Regions from separate parts of the Homo sapiens genome. Here region 2 is linked to region 1. A link is a contact called in ENCODE Hi-C or POLR2A ChIA-PET data. All regions are on one chromosome and are shown on one strand. The core of a region is the stretch at or near the end of the contact, and the rest is flanking DNA. Distances in the headings are between cores, read along the strand shown. Region 1 holds the start of RASSF3 (Ras association domain family member 3). Region 2 holds the start of RAP1B (RAP1B, member of RAS oncogene family).

Region 1 (7,459 bases), core at 1,276-3,775:
CTACAACTCAGCACCTTACATGTGTTATGTTAGAAGGGAAAAATATGCAGGCAATAAAGCTTCAAATACACATATGAAGCTCTTCAACCACGAACTATGTCTTCCTGTCCTGATTTCCAACACGATATTTCAAAATACATATTAATGTTAGACTAATTCTAAATGCTAAATAATACTACCCTGAGTATAATATATATGCTAGATGATACATAAATGATTGCATACAACATAGAAACAATAAATGTGCCGGGGGCGGTGGCTCACATCTGTAATCCCTGCACTTTGGGAGGCCAAGGCGGGCAGATTACCTGAGGCCAGGAGTTCGAGACCAGCCTGGCCAACATGGTTAAATCCCATCTCTACTAAAAATACAAAAATGAGCCAGATGTGGTGGTGCATGCCTGTAATCTCAGCTACTCGGGAAGCTGAGGCAAGGGAATCGCTTGAACCAGGGAAGCTGAGGTTGCAGTGAGATCACACGACTGCACTCCAGCCTGGGTAACACAGTGAGACTCCATCTCAAAAAAAAAAAAAAAAAAAGAAACGCTAAATGCATATAAACCTAGAAAAAAACTGATGTCTTTACTCTTTAAAGCACTAAAGGATTCTCATACAATTCAAACCTGAATAGTTTGGCCCTTGTGGCATCTCACCCCTGGAGAATCCAAGAACCAGCCAGTTTTCAGGAGATTAGCAGACACCTCTGGAATAAACTTCAAACTACCATGAGTTCCTTTTCATGTCAAGTGGTGAAAGCAACATAAATGAAAGGAGAAAATGCAAAACGGAGAAGGGGAAGAGAGAGGCCAAGAAAGAGAAAGCAAAAATGGAAAAAGCATAAGCAAATGCAATTTTTCTACAACCCAGGGAGGGTGGGCATGGGGGAGGAGAGGGCGTTTCCAACTTCCAAACTTCACAGCAATCTCATGCTCTCAGAACACACTCTGCTGAAAGTAAGAGATCCCACTCAAAGTGACTCGTAAATAGTGGGGCCTTAAGCCTTAGAAACAATACAAGACGGACAACTATGGCACCGGGACTTGAGATTAACTGCGGTTACTGAATAAGGGCACTTGACTTCAGCTTACCCTTCACCGTCTCCTCTCCTCCTCCTGGTTTGGGACTTAAGAGCCTGAAAAGACTAGAACTTCCGAATTTTAGAAAGAATTTTACTTCAGAAAGTGGCTAAACTTAAGAGGTCTGGCAAGACCACCCTGACAGATTGCACCCTCCCACATCCACCAAAAGAAGTTATCATCCGGCCCCTGAACGATTCTTCTTGCTTCTAGTCTCTAGGTCTCAGTCCGGTATTAATAGAAATGTTTGGCGAACGCCTGTTTTCTAAAAGCAACAAATTTGTGCCATTACAATCTTCTGTAATCTGATGTGAGCGTGGCCGGGTTGGCCCGGCTCCCCTGGTGCGGCTCCTAGTGCCAGGAGGCCGCGGGCTCTAGCACCGGGCTCCTCAGTCCAGCCGACGTGCCCCGTTTCGGGAAGGCCTCCCAAAAAACACGGCTACAGCTGGCGAAACTGGCACAAGTTCCCTTCCCATCTTTTCCCAACTCGTGCTTCCCACGGCATGCTGCCTCCAAAAAAGGAAGAAACCGGCGAAAAGGTTAGCTGTCGCTGGCTAGTATTTAGCATAGGAGCTTGTTTGCAAAACATCTGGGCACCAAAAAACCTAGCTTTACAGAAAACGCACAACCCTGAGTCCCGCAACGGAGATTTAGTGAGAGCCTATGGTGGCGAGGCCCACGGTGCCCTTGGACCCCCACTCCACCAGGTCGCCCGGGCCAGGAAGAGGGGAGGTCAGGTCACCCGGCCACCCCTAGCTATTACACGTTGACCCAAGCCACTCTGGGGGCCACAGATGAGTAAGCTGACTAACAGGAAGGACAGGCGCGCGAACCCGACCGTCGACCCAGCGGGGACGCGAAGGGGAAACCTGGGGGAGTGGCCCGGGGACGCCTGCTGGCTCCGGGGCTGCTCCCCGCAGGCGGCAGCCCGAGGCGGAGCTGCAGAGGCCATCTGGCGCGGAAGGCAGAAGCCGGCCCTCAGCCTCCCCGCCCTTCCTCCGCCTTCCCTCGCCTACACGCACAAGCTCCAGGCACGTTCCCGGGACCCGAAAAGGCAGAAGCCACTTCTCGGCCCGCTCCTCCTTCCCGGCGAGCATCCCCCGAGCGCCCCGCAGAGACACGTGGAGGCAGGGGGCGCGGGCTGGCGGGTTCCCCGGAACTCTGGGGCGCGGGCTGCAGCGCCCGCCGCGCGCCACTCACTTGTTGGCCGGAGCGGGGCTTGCCCTGGGGCGCTCTCCTGAAGAAGGAGGTCCTGGCGGTGAAGAAGAAGTCCTCGGCGTCCTCCTCCAGGCTGCTGTAGCCGCTGCTCATGCTGCCGGTCCCGTCGCGCGCGGGCGGCCTCCCCGGGGCGCAGGCGGCCAGGGAGGGGGTGCGGCGCCCGCCAGCCCCGCGAGGTTCCCGGCGCGCAGCCCCGGGCAGTCCTTATGCAGCTGCGGCCGCCGCTCAATCAGGCTCTCCCGGCCCCTCCTGCCGCCTCCCCGCCAGGCTCCAGGCGCGGCTCGGCCCCGGTGCGCCCGCGACCCCGCCTCCCTGGGCCCCGCCCCGGACGGGCGACCGGCCGAGCCCCACCCCGCGCGGCCGCGACCCTCCCCGCCCGCCCGCAGGTGGGGGGAGCCCGGCCCGCCCCTTCCAGGCGCGCGGGTTTCTCCCGACAGCGTCGCGGAACCCGGAAAGCCGGGCGCTAGGGCTGCGTCTGCTGGGGCTGTGCTCGGGTCGCTTCCTCAACCTCCCGGAAACTGCAAATTCCTCTGCGAGCCGTCCGCCCGCCCCCAGCCTCGCTGGCTCGAGTTTCGGAGAGGGCGGGAGCAGAGCGGGGAACTTTCTCTGCGTCCACTCCCTGCTCGCCCCCGCACCAGGGTCCTGTAGGGGTGGGTGGGGGTTGCCCGGCCGAGGGACCCCCCAGGTCCCACGGCTTCCTGCAGCCGCAACGCCCAGTCCTGAACCCCAGCAGCTCGCCCCTCCAGGAGGATTTCAAGTTGGCAGAGATGGGTGGGGAGGTCAAAAACTGGGTTGAGTTTATTCGAATGAAAACATCCTTTCTGGTCATTCATTTGAGCTTCGGTCTTACCCTTTTCCCCTTCTTTCTAGCGAGGGCTCACTTCCAAATAAGATCGTTATCTTAGGCGCACTCAGTGCAACTGAAAGGTGAACTAGTTCTATAGTTACAGAACAATCGAGTGCTTATCAATTAAATGTGCTTTGTAAATGTCCCCGCCACAATCAGCCTTCCACGGTCACCCACAAGGCATGGTTTAAGTGGTGGGGATAAGGAGATCAGGGAATTCCATCCATCCACGTACAAAAAAAGTTTCCATGTTTTCTAAAACTCTTCAGTCAGCTAATCCTCTTAAAGCCACCAGTGGGTAACAGTCTTTTACACCTTGGTGTTACTGCACTGATTTAAATAATACTAATTTCAAGATCTTGACTGAAAGGTTTTTTTGAAGCTGCAAGCCCTGCTATAGTTAGCGAGCTTCAGAAGAGGTTTCATTAGGAGGGGAAGAGAGACGTTAGAAAAGAGAAAATGTCCATCCATCATAGCCAAACTAGCCAAACTCTCTTACATTATCTCCTTCAATCCTCCGAGCAACTCTGCAAGGTACGTAGTGCTATTTTATGCCGGTTTTACACCTAGAGCAGCAGCTGAGGCTTAAAGAAAGGAAAGTGGCTGTAGGAGGCAGTACTCGGACCGTTCTGCTTTGCGTTCTGTTGATCTGAACGTGGTCACATACCCTACTGGGTTCTCTGCTTGGTATCGGTCAGCCGTGCTCTTTTGTGGACTACAGGAGGAAGAGTTGGACCCGAAATGACGGGAAGGAGAGAAGAATTGACTCATGAGTCATCCTACTGTCCCTAGGCTGAAAGAAGGCTTGCAAACCTGCTCCACCTTCGGGCTTACACATCCATCTTGTAAACTAGTATATATTACCCCACGTGATTCACAACAACTCCAGAAGGAGGGCCTTTGAGTTACAGCCCATTTTAAAGGTCCTACAACATTAAAGTCTTCTTCTCGGCCACACAGCTACTGAATGATAGGAAGCCAGGAATTCTAACTCCATATAGTTTCACCCAGCTTAAGCTGATCCGTGTGTGTGCCATGCACATAATCTAATGTAGGAGAATAGGGCTTTATGACAAATTTTTCTTATTTGGTTTCTCTTATTTCATTATTCAGATATAATATTAGCGCAGCTCTTATTAAATATTCCAAGGTAAGAATAATGTGTAGGTTAAGGGCTTAAATTACTCATTTTATTGTGGGTAGAAAGGGGAAAATAATTTTACCTAGAACAAGTTGAAGTTTATGAATACTTTGAGGAAAAATGCATTAAAATGCTTTATTGGCCGGGCGCGATGGCTCACGCCTGAGGAGGCAGAGGCGGGTGGATCACTTGAGGTCAGGAGTTGGAAACCAGCCTGGCCAACGTGGTGAAACCCCGCCTCTACTAAAACTACAAAAATTAGTTGGGCGTGGTAGCGTGCGCCAGCTACTCGGGAGGCTGAGGCAGGAGAATCGCTTGAACCCGGAGTGGCCTAGGTTGCAGTGACCCGAGGTGGCGCCATTGCACTCCAGTCTGGGCGACAAGAGCAAAACTTCGTCTCAATAAATAAATAAATAAACTTTATGATGCACCACACCATAAAAATGATTTTTTTCATTGTATTATTTTTAAGCTCCAAAGGACTGGATTAATTTGTATATCTGTCAGCATACCATCAGAATCAGTTATAATAAAAAGGCATGATTGAGTGGGGCACAGGGGGAAGCTGAGGTGGAGGATCACTTGAACTCAGGAGTTCCTATCCAGCCTGACCAACATAGTGAGACCTTTTCTCTAAAAAAAAATGATTTTTTTATAAAGGCATGATTAGGCCAGGCATGGTGGTTTACGCCTGTAATCCCAGCACTTTGGAAGGCCGAGGTGGGAGGATTGCTTGAAGCCAGGAGTTCAAGACCAGCCTGGGCAACAAAATGAGACCCTGTCTCTACAAAAACAAAAACAAAAAACAAAAAAAAATTAGCCAATGTGGTGTCACATGCTAGTGGTCCCAGCTACTCAGGAGGCTAGGTGGAAGGATCACTTGAGCCCAGAAGTTTGAGGCTGTAATGAACTATGATCTTACCACTGCACTCTAGCCTGGGTAACAGAGTAAGAGTCTGTCTCTTAAAAAAATAAATAAATAAAATAATTTTAAAAGCCATGATCAAATAATGAAATGGAAGCACTGCTTTTAAGCAACAAAAAAAACATAAATAAAGGAAAGGGCCGAGTGAGGTGGCTCACGCCTGTAATGCCAGCATTTTGGGAGGCTGAGGCCGGCAGATCACTTGAGGTCAGGAGTTCAAGACCAGCCTGACCAACATGGTGAAACCCCCATCTCTACTGAAAATATATAAAAAAATTAGCTGGGCATGATGGCACATGCCTGTTGTCCCAGCTATTCGGGAGGCTGAGGCAGGAGAGTCACCTGAGCCCTGGAGGCAGAGGTTGCAGTGAGCCAAGATCACGCCACTGCACTCTATCCTGGGCGACACAGGGAGACTCTGCCTCAGAAAATAAATAAATAAATAAATAAATAAAGGAAGGAAGAATTGTGATTTTGTTTCCTAAAAGCAGCATAATGATATTTGCATATTTTTCTGGTAGCTTTTTTTTTTTTTGAGACAGGGCCTCACTTTGTTGCTGGAGTGCAGTGGTGCCATGTTGGCTCACTGCAGCCTCGACTTCCCAAGCTCAAGCAATCCTCCCACCTCAGCCTCCCGAGTAGCTGGGACTACAGGCATATGCCACCAGGCCTGGCTAATTTTTATATTTTTTTTGTAGAGACAAGATCTCACTATGTTGCCCAGGCTGGTCTTGATGAACTCTTAGGCTCAAGTGATCCTCCCACCTCGGCCTCCAAAAAGGCTGGGATTACAGGTGTGAGCCACCATGCCTAGCCTGGTAGCATTTTTAATTAAAATATTGTGAATTTAAAATTTAGCTCATGAAAATTGTATCTGTAAAAATTCAAAATGTCATGTTAAGCAACTAGACACTTTTAACATTTCAAATTCAGGGAAGGGGGTGGAATAAATAAAATTAAATGTATGCAACCAAGTTCAAGTTTTGTTTTGTTTTTTTGAGACGCAGTCTCACTCTGTCACCCAGGCTGGAGTGCAGTGCTATGATCTCAGCTCACTGCAACCTCTGCCTCCCGGGTTCAAGCGATCCTCCCGCCTCAGCCTCCCGAGTAGCTAGGATTACAGGCACGCACCGCCTCACCCGGCCAATTTTTGTATTTTTAGTAGAGACAGGGTTTCACCATGTTGGCCAGGCTGGTCTCAAACTCCTGACCTCAGGTGATCTGCCTGCCTTGGCTATCACTGACTCTTATGTGACCTTTAACAATTTAATTAACTTCTCTATGCCTCAGGTTCATCAGCAGCAAAATGGGGATGACAATGTCTTCATTTTATTTTCTTTGGTTTACTGTAAGGATTAAGTGAAAGAATCCAGGCAAAGTCCTTGGCATAGAATAGGATCAAGCAAATATTCATCTTTCTTGCCCCAAATATTAGACCTTATTGCATACTTAACATTCATCACTCACTTCTTTCTTGTTAACTAAACAAGGACTTTAATTCAAGAATCCCCTCGGGAAAAGAAGTCCAATCTCAGCTCACAGGGGTAAGGCCTGACGTGCAGAGTCAGTCGTAGTGGTCCCATTCCCCTTGCCAGGGATTGCTTTAGGCATGGACAGGTCTCACAGACCTGACCACTGAGACCAGAAGGAAACCTGGCTTGGTGCCTTTTAGGAAGATGTTCCTCACTTTTAAAAGAAACCTACAAAAAAAGACTATGTCTTCTTCCTCTGGATCTTGCATGCTTGCATATGGTACCTAGGAATTCTGTAGCCATATTGTGGACAAAATAGACACCATGGCAAAGCAGAACAATACAAAGACTTCATAGCTCTTTGATTAACCAGGTTTGACACCACCCTAATTAGGACTTCTTGTTATGTGACATAAGATATTATCTCGCTGCTTTTTTTTTTTTTTTTTTTTTGAGACGGAGTTTCGCTCTTTTTACCAGGCTGGAGTGCAATGGTGCAATCTCGGCTCACCGCAACCTCCACCTCCCGGGTTCAAGCGATTCTCCTGCCTCAGCCTCCCGAGTAGCTAGGATTACAGGCATGCGCCACTACCCTGGCTAATTTTGTATTTTTAGTAGAGATGGGGTTTCTCCATCTTGGTCAGGCTGGTCTTGAACTCCCAACCTCAGTTGATCCACCTGCCTCAGCCTCCCAAAGTGCTGGAATTACAGGCGTGAGCCACCACGCCCGGCCTAGATACTGCCTTGTTTAAGCCAGTTGAGTTGACCTGTTATCATCCT
Region 2 (7,022 bases), core at 721-3,220, 4.0 Mb before region 1:
TAACGTAGTACACATTAAAAGCACAGATGAGCTCAAATAAGACTAAAGGAAATGCAAGTGAAAACACCTAACGTAGTACACATTAAAAGCACAGATGAGCTCAAATAAGACTATCATTCAGGCTCTGTGTGCTTAAAGTTATTTAATCTGAGTATCAGTTTCCTCACCTAAAACCTGAGGATGAAACTACTCAAGTGGTTTTTTCTCCTATTTGACTAAGGTACCCACTTTTTAAAAGTGCGATATGGGAAGAATATTCTTTGTAAGATGATAATTCACTATAAAAACGTTGTATTTCTTTCTCCATGTTGTCTCTTACGGATAGACTACTGTCCTAAAGGTCAGTGGACCCACTAACTGGTTATCTTATCTAGGCCTCAGTTTCCTCCTCCATAAAATGACAGGGTGGGACTGGATGATCTAAATAGTCCCTTCCGGCCCTTAAAAAGTCCCATGACTCCACTATGACTCAATAAATACTATTTCAAGAGTCAGCTTTTAAGAATAATATGGGCTTGAAGTTAAATGAATGTCTCCCTTTTCTATAAGTTACTTTTTGTTAAGATAAGGTCTTGTTGAGCAAGTCCAAACAGTATTCTAATTACGAAAAAAGAGAGCTGAAAAATAAATTTACAAGTCAGAGCTTTAAATTGTTAAGTACTCGACATATATGAGATGCTGCCTGCAAAACCAAAATCCAATTAGACGGAATTAATTTTAAAATACTAAAATCACAATCTTCATTTAGTGTCAACTTTCTACCCCGTAAAAATGTGATTTCCCCTTACTGCAACACAGAACTGCTTCTATTCATACCAATCAGAAGTTACAGGGCCAAAATGTTTTTCTAAACTATTAAAGAGAGTGGGAGAGGGGGGAAAGCGAAGGGGAAGGAAACCATCTGCTTTAACTTGCAAAAATGATCTTTTCTCCAAAAGACATCAGTGTTTTTCAGAAGAAAAATCCGGAGAGCCCGGTTCACTGGGCGTAGTTTTAAATAAAATTCATGGCGCTGATAGTTTTAGGATTAGACACCTCGAGATGGCGAAAAAGAGAAGAGGACAAACTTCCTGGATTTTCTCTCCCTCTAAGAGAAAGAGATTTCCTCTTGCTGACGAAGGGAAAGGCCCCTTTAACAGTTTTTCTCTACACGGTGGCTGCTGCCAGACTAAGTGGGGCTCTCTCCGCTGCCTTCCTCCTGCCACTTCCCGCAACAAATGGAGCAAGCAAGCCCCGTTTCAGGCAAACTTTTTCGCTGTCAGGCTCAAGCCCGCGGGGCGCCTGGGAGTGGTTTCCCCCGAAGGCTCCTCGCCCTAGCTCGGGGCTGGGAGAAGCTAGGTCTTCGCAAAGGACAACTTTCTGGTTTCCGTTCTAACTTCCACCCATACCACGGAGGGAACCCAGGCGACAAGCGAGGGGGCTCGGGGCGGGGAGCGAGTCTTCGGGGGAGCCGGCGGGGAAAGGAGGGCGGCGGGAGAAGCTGCGGCGGACGCGGGCTGAAGAGAGCGGGCGGGTGGGGGGGTCCTCGGGCTCTCACTTCCTCCGCCATATTTCAGACATTTGACCCCTTCCGCAAAGCGCGCTGTTCTCCCGCGGCGGCGGCGGCTGCTCCTCCTCGCCGGCCCGCAAGGCAGCGCGCTCGCGGGCCCGGCGCCTGGCCCTCGCGCCACCTGCCGCGCGCCGAGGGGCTGCCGCCGCCGGGGCCCCTGACCGCCGCGCCCGGCCCGCGCCTCGCCGCACCCCACCCGCTCCCCTCAGCCGGCGCCCGGCCCCGCGCGGCCGCCGCCGCGGCTTCCCTCAGCGGCCACGCACTCACTCTGCGAACCTCTCACGCTGTCACCGGGTCCCTGCAGCCAGCGTCGCCCCGCGCTCCCCCCGGGTCGCTACTCTAGGCGCCACGGCGGTCCTGCCGCTGCCGCGCCGCTCCGGCTGGTTTACACGCCTGAATCTGGGCGAGGTTTGGCGATGTCGCCTTGACGTCAGGCGTTCAGCCTCGCTCCAGCTTCCGCCCGCGGGCGGGGCGCGCGGGTGCGCGGCCCGGGAAGGGGCGGGCCTAGGGGGCGGGGCGAGGGGAGCCGAGGGGGCGGGGCCGCCGCGCGCCGGGTCCTCGGCGCCGGCCTCTAGCCGGCCTGCATCGCAGCCGGAGCGCAGGCCCTGCCCACGGGCCCCTTAGCTGCCTCTGGGCGGCATGTCTGCCGAGGTTCTTCTCTCTAGCTGCGCCGCGCCTTCAGGCTCGCTTCCCCAGGCTGTCTGGTGGGCGGAATCCGCGCGTCGGTGTTCCTGACCCTCGTGGGTTCCAGTGGAACCCTCCGAAACCCAAAAGGCGCCGCCTCTTAATGCAAACTGTAGTCACCGACTCGTCCAGTCTGTTGGTATTCGCGTCGTCCTTTGTGCTGGGCAAAGTAACCGAGAAGTAACGGAGAGCGCGCATTTTCTACACCTAGAGCTCCCCGAGGGAGCCTGGGCCAGCAAGTCTTTCCATTCTTGAGATGCCTTTTCTCCTGGATTGACAAGTGTTTTATCCATTGGTGTCTTAACCCGGGCGAACTCTTTCCAAATTCCCATGCCAAACGCAGTTAACAAATCGATGATTTCTAAATAAGTTTGTACCCTGCACCTAAACCAACGCCATTTATATAACTAAAATAAATTGCGTATTTAAATGCATGTCCTGGACGCTTTATTCACTTCACAGGATTACCCATAGGCAAGTAGGTTTATCGTGTGACTTCAGGGCACCAGAAAACACTTTCTGTTCCAAAATGCCTCGTTCCAAAAAGGGCGGGAACTTAACACGGGAATTTACCATTCTTACTTACCCTTAGTACAAGAAATTTATCAGAACTTTTTCTTGAAGCAGTTTTGATGGGCGAGGAGATTAAGAGAGCAAAGTGCAGGGAAAAGGGATTGAGGGGTCATTTAAGACTAACTTTCTTGGTTCATAATTTAATTAGGCCCTGTACAAATTATTCTTGAAATAAATCTTAATAAACGTTGATAAATTTGGAAGATAAATGGAATGTGACTAATTTCACTCCGTTTAAGAATATGTAGTGATTGAAAACTAAGCTAACCTAAGTTAAATGAATAGATGAGAATGAATTATAACAGTTCTCTGTGTTTTATAATGTTTTACAATTTAGGTTAATTGAGTAGATTACCTATTTCGATAATTTCTATTTCCTTAGAAAAATATCTTTTTAAAAATTGTTTATTGTCTGCATTTATTGTGTATACAACATGATCGTTTGAAGTAATGTATACATTGTTACATTACCTCACAGAGTTACCTTTTTTTTTGAGAGTCTTGCTCTGTCACCCAGGCTAGAGTGCAGTGGCATGATCTCGGCTCACTGGAATTTCTGCTTCTCAGGTTCAAGAGATTCTCCTGTCTCAGCCTCCCGAGTAGCTGGGATGACGGGCGCGTGCCACCACGCCCAGCTAATTTTTAGTAGAAAGGGGATTTCGCCATGTTGGCCAGGCTGGTCTCGAATTCCTGACCTCAGGTGATGCGCTCGCCTGGGCCCCCCAAAGTGCTGGGATTACAGGCGTGACTCACCGCGCCGGCTGAGTTAGCATTTTTTTTTTCTTTTTTGAGACAGAGTTTCGCTCTTGTTGCCCAGGCTGGAAGGCAATGGCGTGATCTCGGCTCACTGCAACCTCCGCCCCCACCTCCCACCCTCGGGTTCAAGCGATTCTCCTGCCTCAGCCTCCCGACTAGCTGGGATTACAGGCATGCGCCACCACGCCCGGCTAATTTTGTATTTTTAGTAGAGACGGGGTTTCTCCATGTTGGTCAGGCTGGTCTGGAACTCCCGACCTCAGGTGATCCGCCCGCCTGGGCCTCCCGAAGTGCTGGGATTACATGCGTGAGCCACCGCGCCTGGCCTTGAGTTAGCATTTTTTTATGAGAACACTTAACATCCATTCTTTAGAAAACCTTTTTAAATAAAAGTTTCAAAGGCAAATTTCAGAGCAGTCCGTTGGAATTACTGTAACTTCTCAATGAATGAGTGAATTACAAATAAATTTGACTTTACTAACTTTTCAGTTATTGCATAAAAATTTGATAACTGAAAGTCTGAAACTTTGAGCTCACAGAAGTGTTACCTGGGAACACTGTGCTTTTTCTTTCTTTCTTTTTTTAGAAAAACTCTTTGTCCTTTGGGCAATTGATTTTTTTTTTCCAGAAAGAAATTGGTTTTAGAAAATTGAAGCTAGAATTTTTAGAGTTTGAGAGAACGTGTAAAATAATCTATTTAATTAAAAACACAGTTTCTCTTATTAGACTGGAAATCATTGTTATTTGTATTAAACTGTTATCACTATGCAGAGAATACCATAATCTGCATCTCTTAACACTGAACTCACTTTTCAGTTTGAGCCTCTTTCCTATTTATTTCCTTGACTTCTTCTCCAGGATATTCCACTGGCAATTTGCACTGGTCATGTGTGCAAACTGAACTCATCGTCTTTGTAACCAAACCAGTTTCTTTTCCTCTTCCTTTGTGAATTGTATCACCATCTTTTAAATTACCCAATCTTCAAGCCTGATACTTAGCTCTCTGCTCTTCTTGAATAATCCATCAATTGGCATATCTATTAGATAGTAATTCGACAAGGTCTTTCATTGTGTTTCCTCTTTTCCATTTCAACTAAGACCATACTTAGTTTTTAGTTGCCAAATTTAGTTTGGCAGAACTCATCCCCTGGACCTTTGCAGCCTGGTGGCCTCCAGTCTGTTCCTGCTGTGATCCATTCTATACATTGTTGCCAGATGATTATCTTAAAGCATACCAAGCAAGTCACTCCCTTCCTCAAAGAGCCTTCAATTACTCCCCACTCTACCAAAATAAAATTAAAATCCTGTGTCTCACTTTTTCCTTTCACTCAAAACTGATTTATAGTCAGAATGGACAGTGGACTTTTCATCTGGCCCACATAATTTGCTTCCCCATCTCTCTGTTGTGCATAGGTGAATGATTTCCTCTGCCTGGAATGCCCCTTCCCATTCCATCTCATTCTGCAAATACCTTGCCCATTATTCAAGGTTTATCTACTTTCTCTTAAGAATGAGCTTCTTGGCCAGGCGCGGTAGCCTATAATCCCAGCACTTTGGAAGGCAGAGGCGGGCGGATCACTTGAGGCCAGGAGTTCAAGACCAGGCTGGCCAACATGGTGAAACCCCATCTCTACTAAAAATACAAAAATTAGCTGGGCATGGTGGCACATGCCTGTAATCCCAGCTACTCGGGAGGTTGAGGGAGAAGAACTGCTTGAACTGGGACCCGGGAGGCGGAGGTTACAGTGAGCAGAGATCGCACCACTGCACCCCAGCCTGGGCTACAGAGTGAGACTCCGTCTCAAAAAAAAAAAAAAAAAAAAAGAGCTTCTTTTCTGATACTTCTAACCTTATGTATTCTCTTCTCTTTAGAATCCCTGAAACATTTTATTGCTGCTTTTCTTTGTCACTTGTGTTTGACCTTCCTGTGAATAGGGATTTGCAAACTTTTTCTGTCAAGGGCCAGAGAGTAAATATTTTAGACTTTGTGGGCCAGACAGATGGTCTCTGTTGCAACCACTCAACTCTACAGTTGTGGGACAAAAGCAGCCATAGATAATACATAAAGAATAGACCTGACTGTATTCTAATAAAACTTTATTTATGGACACTAAAATTTGAATTTCAAGTAATTTTAACGTGTCACGAAATGTTCTTTTTTTTTTTTTTTCTTTTAGCCATTTAAAAATGTGAAAATCGGCTAAGTGTGGTGGCTCACGCCTGTAATCCCAGCGCTTTGGGAGGCTGAGGTGGGAGGATCACTTGAACCTCAAGAGCTGGAGACCAGCCTGGGCAACATAGTAACAAGTAAGACCTTGTTTCTACAAAAATAATTTAAAATTAGCCAGGTGTGGTGGCACATGCCTGTTGTCCCAGCTACTTGGGAGGCTGAGGTGGGAGGATGGCTTAAGCCCAAGTCGAGTTTGAAGTTACAGTGAGCTATGATCATGCCACTACACTCCAGCTCTGGTGACAGAGCAAGACCCTGTCTCAAAAAGAAAAGAAAAGAAATGTCAAAATTGTTCTTAGCTTATAGGTGCACAAAAACAGGGGCGGCCTGGATTTGGCCAGTAGGCCATAGTTTGCTGAGCCCTGTACTCAGGGCCAGCTTCACAGGCATATGACTCATGCATGCAGTTGTACAGAGCCCTGTACTTAGAAGGGTTCCATGATTGGTTTAATGCTCTAATGTCACTATCTTGATTTTTTGTTTGTTTTTGAGACGGAGTCTTGCTCTGTTGCCCAGGCTGGAGTGCAGAGGTGCGATCTCGGCTCACTGCAACCTCTGCCTCCCGGGTTCAAGCGATTCTCCTGCCTCAGCCTCCCTAGTAGCTGGGATTACAGGCGCCCACCACCATGCCTGGCTAATGTTTTGTATTTTTAGTAGAGACAGGGTTTTACCATGTTGGCCAGTCTGGTCTCGAACTCCTGGCCTCAAGTGATCCGCCCGCCTCAGCCTCCCAAAGTGCTGGGAGTACAGGAGTGAGCCACCGCGCCTGGCCATCTTGATGTTTTAAATAATTTTTTAAATAAGAAGCTTGAATTTCCATTTTGTACTGGGTCCCATAAATTATGTAACTGGTCCTGCCTATACTAGAAGATAAAATCCAGATCAGAATGTGTATGTGTGTATGTATATTTCCTACAAGATCAGGATTTCCCTCCTCTCCTCTCCTCCCTTCCCCTCCCCTGCCCTCCCCCCCCCCCCCGCCGCCGTCTCCCCTCTCCTCTCCTCTCCTTTCCTCTCCTTTCCTCTTTTTTTGAGACAGAGTCTCACTGTTGCCCAGGCTGGAGTGCAGTGGCGTGATCATGGCTCACTGCAGCCTCCAACTCCCAGGCTCAATCAGTCTTCTGCCTCAGCCTCCCAAGTAGCTGGGACTACAGGCAAGTGCCACCACACTCGGCTAATGTTTCTATTTTTTGTAGAGACAGGGGTCTCACCATATTGCTTAGGCTGCTC

Evidence for each region. A loop is a pair of places that touch in the nucleus more often than their neighbours do. ChIA-PET counts read pairs that join two places held with the same protein, here RNA polymerase II (POLR2A). Pooled maps may share reads with other maps.
Region 2: a map with no recorded cell type shows a loop between it and region 1 (14-fold over the local background). The contact joins the promoter of RAP1B here to the promoter of RASSF3 in region 1. A Hi-C loop is called at or near these places in 3 of 37 single-sample maps with no recorded cell type and 8 of 50 pooled maps. POLR2A ChIA-PET finds 5 or more read pairs at or near these places in 1 of 52 experiments (activated CD4-positive, alpha-beta T cell).

What each region holds. Positions count from the first base shown.
Region 1 is chr12:64,605,561-64,613,019 of GRCh38, reverse strand. RASSF3 (Ras association domain family member 3) reads right to left here and starts at 2,525. Exons shown (of 5, transcript NM_178169.4): 1 at 2,277-2,525. The coding sequence starts at 2,387. It overlaps RASSF3-DT (RASSF3 divergent transcript), which reads left to right and starts at 3,554. Exons shown (of 2, transcript NR_187549.1): 1 at 3,554-3,675. RefSeq lists silencers at 1,996-2,065, 2,276-2,795, 2,956-3,025 and enhancers at 3,656-3,715, 3,936-3,985.
Region 2 is chr12:68,605,847-68,612,868 of GRCh38, reverse strand. RAP1B (RAP1B, member of RAS oncogene family) reads right to left here and starts at 1,970. Exons shown (of 8, transcript NM_001010942.3): 1 at 1,826-1,970. RefSeq lists a silencer at 1,654-2,113.